Regions from separate parts of the Homo sapiens genome. Here region 2 is linked to region 1. A link is a contact called in ENCODE Hi-C or POLR2A ChIA-PET data. All regions are on one chromosome and are shown on one strand. Each heading gives the region's core, a stretch centred on a gene start or an enhancer-like site at or near the end of the contact. The rest is flanking DNA. Distances are from core to core; before and after follow the strand shown. Region 1 has its middle 19 kb from the start of MFGE8. Region 2 overlaps ABHD2 (abhydrolase domain containing 2, acylglycerol lipase).

The links. Hi-C counts contacts between places; a loop is a spot of excess contacts on that map. ChIA-PET counts read pairs that join two places held with the same protein, here RNA polymerase II (POLR2A).
Region 2: a map with no recorded cell type shows a loop between it and region 1 (12-fold over the local background). The contact joins two enhancer-like sites. A Hi-C loop is called at or near these places in 1 of 37 single-sample maps with no recorded cell type. POLR2A ChIA-PET finds 5 or more read pairs at or near these places in 3 of 52 experiments (AG04450, Panc1 and activated T-cell).

Annotation. Positions count from the first base shown.
Region 1 is chr15:88,929,852-88,935,030 of GRCh38, reverse strand. No RefSeq gene overlaps it. Among named protein-coding and RNA genes, the nearest start is that of MFGE8, 19 kb to the right of the region's middle. Within about 2 kb of position 2,615, at least 6 of the 41 ENCODE cell types and tissues checked have a DNase peak (open chromatin) inside an H3K27ac peak, as active enhancers do.
Region 2 is chr15:89,129,790-89,135,385 of GRCh38, reverse strand. All of the region lies in intron 3 of ABHD2 (abhydrolase domain containing 2, acylglycerol lipase), which reads right to left. It also overlaps the pseudogene HMGB1P8. Among named protein-coding and RNA genes, the nearest start is that of ABHD2, 44 kb to the right of the region's middle. Within about 2 kb of position 2,470, at least 17 of the 41 ENCODE cell types and tissues checked have a DNase peak (open chromatin) inside an H3K27ac peak, as active enhancers do.

The DNA of each region.
Region 1 (5,179 bases), core at 1,366-3,865:
AATTTCCTATGCCTGTCTTTACTTTAATCTCTTAATCCCATCATCTTCGTAAAATGGGGATGTATGTCACCTCAGGATCCTGTGATGATTGTGTTATCTGCACAAATTGTTTGTAGAGCATGTGTGTTTGAACAATATGAAATCTGGACTTCCAAAAGGAAAAAGATGGCTGCGATTTTCAGGGAACAAGGGAGATAACCATTGGGCCTGACTGCCTGAGGGGCTGGACAGAACAGAGTCATATTTCTCTTCTTACAAAAGCAAACAGGAGAAATATTGCTGAATTCTTTTTCTCAGCAAAGAACAGCCCTGAGAAAGAGAATGCATTCCTAGGGGGCAGTCTTTAGAATGGCCGCTATAGAAGTGTCTGTCTTATACAGGTGTGGATAAGGGATGAAATAAGCCCCCGTCTCTTGTAGCGCCCCCAGGCTTATTAGGATGAGGAAATTCCTGCCTAGTAAATTTTAGACTGGTTGTCTGCTCTCAAACCCTGTCTCCTGATAAGATGTTATCAATAACAGTGCGTGCCCAGTGGGACATGAAACTTCATCAGCAATTCTAATTTCACTCTGGTCCTGTGATCTCACTCTGCCCCCATTTGCCTTGTGATATTTTATTGCCCTTGAAGCATGTGATCTCTATGACCCATACCCTATTTGTACACCCCTCCGCTTTTAAAATCCATAATAAAAACTTGCTGGTTTTGCAGCTCAGGGGGCATCATGGAACCTGCTGACATGTGATATCTCCCCCGGACACCAAGCTTTAAAATTTCTGTCTTTTGTACTCTTTCCCTTTATTTCTCAGACTGGCTGACACTTAGGGAAAATAGAAAAGAACCTACGTTCTTTTCTGTCCTATTGGGGGCTGGTTCCCCTGATATGGACAGCAGATGAAGTCTAAATTTCCCCCTTTGGTGGGGGGGTTGTCCCATACAGCCAAGCTGGGACCCCACTGGACTCAGTGGTATATCTGAAAAGTGGCAGAGGCTGGGTCAACCAACTCTTTCACTTGGCGACTCCATCATTCTTGACATCTGCTAGGACTCAGGAGTTGAGTTCTAAAAGGCTTTGAGGCCAGAGCTATAGAGCAGTAGGTTTGGAGCAAGGAGTCAGAAATTTTAAGCTGCTGCTCAGTTCATTGACATGGTTGACTTTTTCTTGGATAAAATGGGAAAATAAGTGTCTGACAAGTTCTCCTGGGCTGCTGGCTTGAAAAGGGGAACAGTGGGTGGGAGAAAGAGGGCATTCACCTCCTAAACAGGTCAGGTATCTTTGCATTGAAAAGGCCCCCATGCAGGGCCAGCCACGGTGGCTCATGCCTGTAATCCCAGCACTTTGGGAGGCTGAGGGGGGTGGATCACCTTAGGACAGGAATTCTAGATCAGACTGGCCAACATGGTGAAATCTCTACTAAAAATACAAAAATTAGCCAGGCATGGTGGCAGGTGCCTGTAATCCCAGCTACTTGGGAGGCTGAGGCAGGAGAATTGCTTGAACCTGGGAGGTGGAGGTTGCAGTGAGCCAAGATTGCACCACTGCACTCTAACTTGGGTGACAGAGTGAGACTCTGTCTCAAAAAAAAAAAAAAAAAGAAAAGAAAAAGAAAAAGAAAAAGAAAAAAAAGGCCCCCATGGCTTAAAGAGAGGCATTTCCAGTTGAGGGATGAAGAAGGAGGGCGGTATTGGAGAGGCTGGGTGTTGGGTAGGGATTAGCCAGCAACAAATCTTCCTGGACTTGTGGTTCACTGCCTACCCCTCAACCCTGCCCATTCTGGGGCTCTTGCTCTTGGGTTTGATTTCCAACAAAGAACTTGATGTTCTTCCGGAAATGGCCTTACTGTGGACTCAGGCATGAGATGAGTTGTCCAGATGTCCAGCTGGCCCAGTTAGAAAGGTTTTGAGCAGAGCCCTATAAAAATAAATCTTTCTAATGTATTTCTTCCACATCCTTCTTATTCTGCAACTAAATACCCAACTCAGGCCTGAGTGTGTTCCTTTATCCACAGGAGATTCAGGCTCCTAGAACTGTTCTGGGCCAATAGATGCCACTGATCATCTGGGAAAGAGGAGAGGAAATGACCTTGTATCAATGAAATAAATGTGTCTGAGCAACAGCTCAGCAAAGGTCATCAGCCAGATAAAATGTGAAACTGGGGCTCAAATCCAAATCTCAGGCTCTAAATCTTTCTGTGCAACACCCAGCTGCCTGTCTCCAAACAGCAGACACACTGGGTGAGAAGACATACCAAGGCACCACCCAACTGTGAATAGGAGACCACTGGCTGCTTCCAAGTGTCAGGGCTGCAGGATTTCAAAGAAGGAAACTAGTCAGACTGGAGGGAGTGGCCAGAGGAATTCAGTGGAGGACAGTAGTCAACAGAAACCCAACTGAACTATGGAAATCACATCAAGGAGCCTCAGAATTTGACCCACCCATTTGGTTTCAGTGAGAAAACACGTTTACATTTTTAAACTGAAGGCATATTTATTCCCCAGCACTGGCCTCTGGCCCTTAGCCTCTGGATTAGAAACAAAAGGCGGTTGTTTGGTCCCTGGACTGGGATGTTTGCTCTGATTGTGATGTATGCTCAGAGCATCTGGTTTGGGATAGGGGGTGTGCATTTGGAGGGTGTGAGTGTGCGGCTGCCATCCTGTTTTGCTCAAGCTCATGTGATGTCTGTGTTGGAGAATACTGGAAAGTGGAGGAGGAAGAGCTGGCCTGGAGAACCTCTTCCCTCCTTTCCAAATCGATGGAGTTAGGCAGTGTTGACACATACTTGTAAGCCCGCACCTTAGAGAAAATGTCACTTGGCCCCATGATCCCTCTCACTGTCCTGACACATGCCTTTTGCTTAAATTCCTCCAATCACAGGGACTCACCCCCAACAAGAGCAGTTCACCTCTCTTTGGAGAGCACTTCCTCTCCTGTATACATCTGCTGTTCTGTTGTCTCCACACTTAGCTTCTGGTTCTTCCATGAGGGGATAGTCATTCTATTCATTCAACAAATATCCAAATATCCTTTTTCTTTTCTTTTCTTTTCTTTTTTTGGAGATAGAATCTTGCTCTGTCACCTAGGCTGGAGTGCAATGTCATGGTCTCGGCTCACTGCAACCTCCACCTCCCGAGTTCAAGTAATTATCCTGCCTCAGCCTCCCAAGTAACTGGGATTACAGGTGCGCATCACCTTGCCTGGCTAATTTTTTTTAAATTTTTAGTAGAGACGGGGTTTCACCTTGTTGGCCAGGCTGGCCTCGAACTCCTGAACTCAGGTGATTCGCTGGCCTTGGCCTCCCAAAGTGCTGGGATTACAGGCATAAGCCACCATGCCTGGCTCATTCAACAAATATCTTAGAGGTACTTCCATCATGCTGGGCCCCACATCCAGTCTTGGAGATAAGGAGCTCACCTAGCAAGGATAGATAGGTAACAGGCAACTTATTTCAATATAGGCACCATCATCCACTTAGTTTTTCAGGCCAGAACCTGGGTAGCATCCTTGATTCCTGTATACTTAACCCCACACATCCTACCCACCAGCAAGTCTTGTTGGTTCTATTTCCAAAATACATACGGTATTCTTCCTCTTTCTTCCAACTCCGCTCCTTTACTCCTGGCCCAAATGACCCTTGTTTATCTTCTGGACCACTGTACTAGCCTCCTAATTGGCTTTTGGGCTTCTCCCCCGTCTCCATAGAACCCATTCTTCACATAGCAGCCAGAACCATCTTTTAAAACTATTGGCACTCTCCTCCTTAAAGTCCTTTAATAGAATTTTAAAAAATGTAAGCTTTGTATGAAGTTCAACATATCTTCAAAACATGACACAAATCACAACTATACACCCTGGTGACTTTTCACAAAGTGAATACACCCATGTAACTAGCCCTCAGAACTGGAATGTTTCCAGCCTCCCGACCCCCCAGGAGCCCCACTTGTACTTCTACATCACTAGTTTTCCACCAAGATTAACCACTATTTTGACTTCTAAACCATTGATTACTCTTGCCTGCCTCTGACCTTTGTATACATGGAACCACAGAACATGTCCTCTTTTGTGTCTGGTTTCTTTTGCTCAACATTCTGTTTATTGAGGTAATGGTAAACAAAGTGGATTTGATTGTATATGCGAAACAAAAACAAAACAAAACAAAACACATAAAATCCACTGGAGGGGTACAAACATTTTGGAACACTGGCAGCATCTACTCAGCTAAGTATGTGTGTGCTTTATGATTCAGCAATTCCTAGGTAACCACTCAACAGATATGTAGGCATATGCTCACCAAAAGACATGTACAAGAATGTTACAGGCCTAGGCTAGAAATAACCAGATAGGCGTTATTATTACTCCATGTTACAGGTTAGGAAACTGAGGCTCAGGCAGAGATTGAGGAACTTGCCTAAGATCACCTACTTGGTATATGGCAAAACCAGCCTTCAAACCCAGGCTGACAAAGTCCTGCCAGGGCTGGCCCTTGTCTGACTCCATGCCTCTTGGGTTCTACTCTCCTGCCCTCATTCTCTTGATCAATCAGCCAGGCTTGTGCCTTTCTCAAGGCGTTTTTTTGTTTTTATTTTTATTTTTTATTTTTTTGAGACGGAGTTTTGCTCTGTTGCCCAGGCTGGAGTGCAGTGGCACTATCTCGGCTCATGGCAACCTCTGCCTCCTGGGTTCAAGCAAGCATGTCTGGTTAATTTTTGTAGTTTTAGTAGAGACAGGATTTCACCATGTTGGCCAGGCTGGTCTCGAACTCCTGACCTCAAATGATCTACCTGCCTCAGCTTCCCAAAGTGCTGGGATTACAGGCATGAGCCACTGCACCCGGCCGCATCTTTCTATATTCCTTTTTATTTGGGTAATTTTCTTTCAGCATATTTGTCCAAAGCTGAATACTTGTGTAACTGCCCAAGAGGTTCACCTTGCCCACTGCCTAGACAGAGCCAATTCATCAAGAAAGGGGAATTGCAATAGCTAAAGAGTAATTCCTGCAGAGCCAGCTGTGCTGGAGACCGGAGTTTTATTATCACTCAAATCAGTCTTCCCAAGCATTCAGGGAACAGTGTTTTTAAGGATAACTTGGTGGGTGGGGGGATGCCAGTGAACCAGGAATGCTGATTGGCCAGGGATGAAATCATAGGGAGTTGTGGCTGTCTTCTTGTGCTGAGTCAGTTCCT
Region 2 (5,596 bases), core at 1,221-3,720, 200 kb before region 1:
ATGTGTCTTTAGATATCCCTGTCCTGGTGGTATTTTCAATAGCCACCAACCTTGCCTAGTACAGTATGGGGATTGTAAACTGGCATGGAAATTAAAAGCAGGTTCTTGTTAGTGCATGGCACAAATTAGTTATATATGGGGATGGTAGTTTTTTCATCTTCAGTTGTCTCTGATGCAGCTTATATAAAATGACTGTTGTTAAGTGAATACCACTCTGTAATTGCAAAAAAAAAAAAAAAAAAGAAAAAGTTGTAGCCATTTTGTTGACATTCTGAATGCTTCTAAGCAAATACAATTTTTTATTAAAAATAAATAAAGAAAGAACACACCAATCAAGAGATGACTTTAAGGATTAAAATGCTGACATTTGACATCAGCATTTGTACTACATCTTGCCTTTCTTTGATGTGCAGAAAACAACTCATAAAATGGCAAGCAATGATGTTAGGAAAAAGTAGGTTCTACAAATATTTAATGAAAATTATGTTTCTTTTGTCAGTAATTATATAGATCATTACTAATAAGCCATACTCAAAACTTGACCCCATTCTTGCTCCCAGGGAGTTCACAATCAAGAAAAGGAGATAAGAAAACTTTATAATGCTCTTTCGGGCTCAAAGACTTGAATAAATGAACTTGCACTGGAAAACTTGGCATCACAAACATGTCAATTTTCCCTAAATTACCTATAAACTTAAGAGATACACAATAAAAATAATAAGATTTTTATATGTGGAATTAAACAAGCATTCTAAAGTTCATTTGGAAAAATGAACCAGCTATAATAGCCAAGAAAAGTATGAAAACAAGCAGTGCTGGGGTATGAGCATCGCCCCACTGCCCACAGCAAAACATAGTACAAAGCTGCAATCTGCTGATGGTATATGTTCAGGACCATCAACAGAACACAAAAGACTGGAAATATGCCTAAATACATCCAGGAAATTTAGTTGGTGAAAAAGGTGGCATTTGAATAATGGGGTAAAGATGGATTGTTTAATAGTGTTGGACAAAGTGTAGCCGTCTTGAAAAAAATTATGTTGGAGCCACACCTCACACCAGGATAAATTCTGGAAGGATGAAACATTTCAAAATAAAAATGAAATCATTCATATGCTAGAAGAAATTCTAGGCTTTTAAAAATAATCTTGCAGTGAAGAAGACCTTTCTAAGGAAACCAGAAATCCCAGAAGCCACAAAAGAAACAATTGAAAAATTTAATTATGCAAACATTAAAAAAAATTATGCGGCCGGGCGCCGTGGCTCACGCCTGTAATCCCAGCACTCTGGGAGGCTGAGGCGGGAGGATCACGAGGTCAGGAGATCGAGGCCATCCTGGCTAACATGGTGAAACCCCGTCTCTACTAAAAATACAAAAAAAATTAGCCGGTCGTGGTGGCAGGCACCCGTAGTCCCAGCTACTCAGGAGGCTGAGGCAGGAGAATGGTGTGAACCCAGGAGGCGGAGCTTGCAGTGAGCCGAGATCACGCCACTGCACTCTAGCCTGGGTGACAGAGCGAGACTCTGTCTCAAAAAAAAAAAAAAAAAAAATTATGCATGGCAAATACCACTATGGGCAAAGTCAAAAGACAAATGACAAACTGAGAACAAATATTTGCAATTCATATCACAAAGGGCTAATTTCCCTAGTACATAAAGAGCTCCCTCAAATGATTAGGAAAAAGACCAATGACCATCAGAAAAATGGTTAGAGGCCACCAACAGGCAGTGAACAGAAAAGGAAATAAAAAGAGTTCTAAAATATGAAAAGATACACAGTCTCTTTAATCAAAGAAAGACTAATTAAAACCACAGTGAGAAAACATTTTTCACCTACCAGATTGGCAAATATCAAAAAGTAGAACTCCTGATGTTGGCAACGTTTTGGGGAAATGTGCTCACAGTGCTGGTGTGGAGAGGCTTGAGGACAACAGCTAGCAAAATTTTCCATGCACATCCCCTTTGACCCAGTAGTTCCACCTCTAGGAGTTTATCCTATACTGACAGGTGCGCATCGTGATGAAAATACAGAAGCATTCAATGCAACATTGTGAAAGCAAAAGATTACAAATAAAGGAAACCTCTATCTAGGAGACTGGTTAAACAAACTATTTTTTTATGGAATACGAAGCAGTCAAGACATAAATGGAGGAAGCTCTTTCAGCACTCCTATGGACAAATCTCTGAGTGATATTTCACAAAGAAAAGATGGAAGGATAAACAAGAGCCGACTGACAGCAAGGGCAACACGGAGGGTACAAGGTCATAGGTTCTACTGGCTGATAAAAGAACCTCTGGGAAATGCAGCCAGGCTTCTTGACCAGGGTGAGCCTTGAGCACAAATGTAAGAGGAAGGAAATGATGCAGCTGCCCTGGAGCTTTCCGTCAGAGGAACAGTTACAAAAAGCTGATAGAAGCCACTGTTGATGGCTGTGGGTTAGCCCTGTTGAAATGGCAGCCCTCCCCTACGGTATGTGGGCACAGGAAAACATTTTCTCAGATGGTCAACAACTCCATCCTTGAGAAACCCCAGCTTAGGCACCAGACCTTCATCTTGTCCACAAAGTGAGAGAGCGCCACCAAACCATGCAGATAAGCATGTTCTAGAAAGTCCTACTAAAGCAAAGTCCATCTCTCTTTACATATAAAGGACAAATGCAAAGGACAGTGCTGGTGTCACTGCTTATTATTAGGAATGAACAAGATAATGGCTTTCAAAACTATGAAAGATGAAATGCATATTCAGAGTCCTCTTAATTTCATATCAATTTGAAATAGCTATAAGAAATTAGAAGCTTAAAAATCACCCATATCCTCACAAGCCTTGCAAAAATATTCTCATTTTTGTTTCCTTTTCATCTATATCTATCTGAAAGCAGAGTATTTACATAGTTACAACAATGGTGCTCAGATAGAGATATATAATTGTCTTCTGCTTTTTTCACTTATTCTCTATTTTTATAGATAATTAGTATGCTAAGTTCTGAACGTCTGCATAAAATTCTATCCTGTTTATTAGCTATAGTTAAGGGAGGGAGCAAACATTTATTTAGCCCCTTCTATGGGCATGTTACATAATTCAATTTGTCCCTTACAGCGATTCTTATTATTAGGACCCCCTTTACAGACAGAAACTGAGTGTCCAACAGCCTACTGCACAGCGGACCCTGCATTTGAACTCTGTGTGTGTCTGACCCGACAGCTCTTTCTTTCCCCTGCATTATCTTGCTGCTGCCTCCATTGTTGGATGCTGCTATTCCCAGTTTTTACTATAATAAACAATGCCAGCAAAACATCTTTACATATTTTGTTTTCATCTTTCTTGAATTTTTTTTTCATGTTTTTCAACTCCTGTTTAAAAAGTCCAACAGGATGCCTCATCTGTCTCCTGACTCCTGCCCCTGAGAGATGACTATTCTTAACTCCTTTAGTCGTCCCTACCATCCCACACTTGCCTTTATTTCTTAATGCCATGCTTATCCTGCTTATGCTGGTTCTTCAATTTCAGTTTTCAATAGCACCTATTGAACTTCCTACTCTGGAGGGTGCTAGCTCTCTTACGTCTCTCCTAAGACTTACATTTTCCCCTCGCCCATTCTTTTCAACACTGTTACAGCAACACTTATGGTTAATTTTCAGTGTTTATAAAATTATAATTATGGAAATATTAGCCACAAAGAAGTCATATGTTGTATTCTTTTTTGTGAAATTTTTTATTTTCCCTCAAGTTATCACTTTTATCATTTCCTCATCAGCTTAGTTTTCTATGTGCCAATCATCAATTTGTCTCCAGACTCTAGGGGACCTGTTAGTCTCTCAATAGTCAGAAACCAGTTTTGCTTTTTCTTGGACACACCACTGAGGAGTCCCTGTGCCTGTTCCCCTCTGGAAGGGCTTCCCATCCTGCCCCTTCACCTCTCTGCTGGGTCCTAGATCCCAAGGCCACACCAGATGCTATCAGACAACAGAGAAGAGAACCATAAATGTCCAGAAAGCATTCATCAGAAAGAAGGTGATTATGTTCTCTCAAATAAAGAGGCTGTGTGGAGGTATGAAGGGATTCCAGGTAGAAGGCATTGCAAATGTAAGACATAGTCAAGAGAGAACATGCAGTATGAGAAAATGTGGAGAGATCTGATGTGTCTAGAACACAAGGAATATAGGGAAGAAGGAGCGAGGGCTGATGCTGGACCTCGCCCTACAGACAGTGAGGAGCCACTTGGTTTAAAGCAGGGGCATGGCATGATGAATTTGTGCTTTAGGAAGATAATTTGGTGGCCTGCAAGATCAATTAGAAAGGGTAGAGAATGGAGGGAAAGCTATTGCATTCTTCCAGGTGAAAGCTGATGACGTCCTGCAGTGAAGCAGAGGCACTGAAGGAGAGATGGAGTGAAGGACAGAAGGAAGGAGGCCCACGTGACACAGGCTGCTGCCTGTGGCCATGATTATTCTCCTCTTCTCTGGACACAGGTGTGCTGCTTCTCAAGTTAGGCATGGGCACGAGCCTTGCTTTAAACCAGGGGTGTCTAATGTTTTGGCTTCCCTGGGCCACTTTGGAAGAATTGTCTTGGGCCACACATAAAATACACTAACACTAATGACAGCTGATGGACTAAAAGAAAAAGAAAATCACACAAAAAATCTCATAATATTTTAAGAAAGTTTATGAATTTGTGTTGGGCTGCAATCAAAGCTGTCCCAGGCCACATGCAGTCTGTGGGCTATGGGCTGGACAAGCTCTCAAGCTTGTCCAACCTGCCTTATTTTGTTGTTATTGTTCTGTTTCTTTTGTAGGCTTTTAGCAGCCTAAAGCCATGGTTTGTAGTTTCTGTCTCTAGTGATAAGCAAAAAACAGGGATGAGGAAGGGGCTTTACCGGACCAACCAGAAACAGAAACTGAGAACCCATGACTGTATTATCTCCCTTGGACACCCAAACCAATGAAATGGGAAAGGAAATGACCAAGTGCCATTTCCGGTAGCAGCCTGTAAGAGCCAGTGTGTGAGGTGTGACATTGCTCTTCCTGGCTCGGTGATGACCACGGAAGCAGGTGTTGAGATGTCACCTCCATCAGCTGGGGTCCTGGTGGGATGACAATCAGCAGAGCCCTCCTGCCCATTGAAATAAACACGTAGCATGAGTGAGAAATAAACATTTGTGGCTTTAAGATGTGCAGGTTTAGAGGTAATTAGTTACCACAGTATAAACTAGTTTACTTCGACTAATACGATGTCCAACTTAATATAATTTTGACAATATTGCCATATTTTCCTCTGAATATCAAATAATATTTCATGTTTTAAGGCTTCATTGTTACCAAGTCTTAACATTATGAGGTGCTTATTACATGTATTTCCTTATGTGGAATTTATCTAGGCACATCTTTTACCCACTTACCCACTGATGTCCTACTGACATTCAGGTGTGCTTGTGTGACCTTCGTGTACATTATGTCTTTTGCTATTTGTACAACTGATCTAGCTGATAATATTAAAATAAAAATAGCTACAATAATAGCAGCTATATTTACTGAACTCTTACACATGCCAAGTATCCTATAAATCATCTTACATGCTGTTCTTTTTTTTTTTTTAAT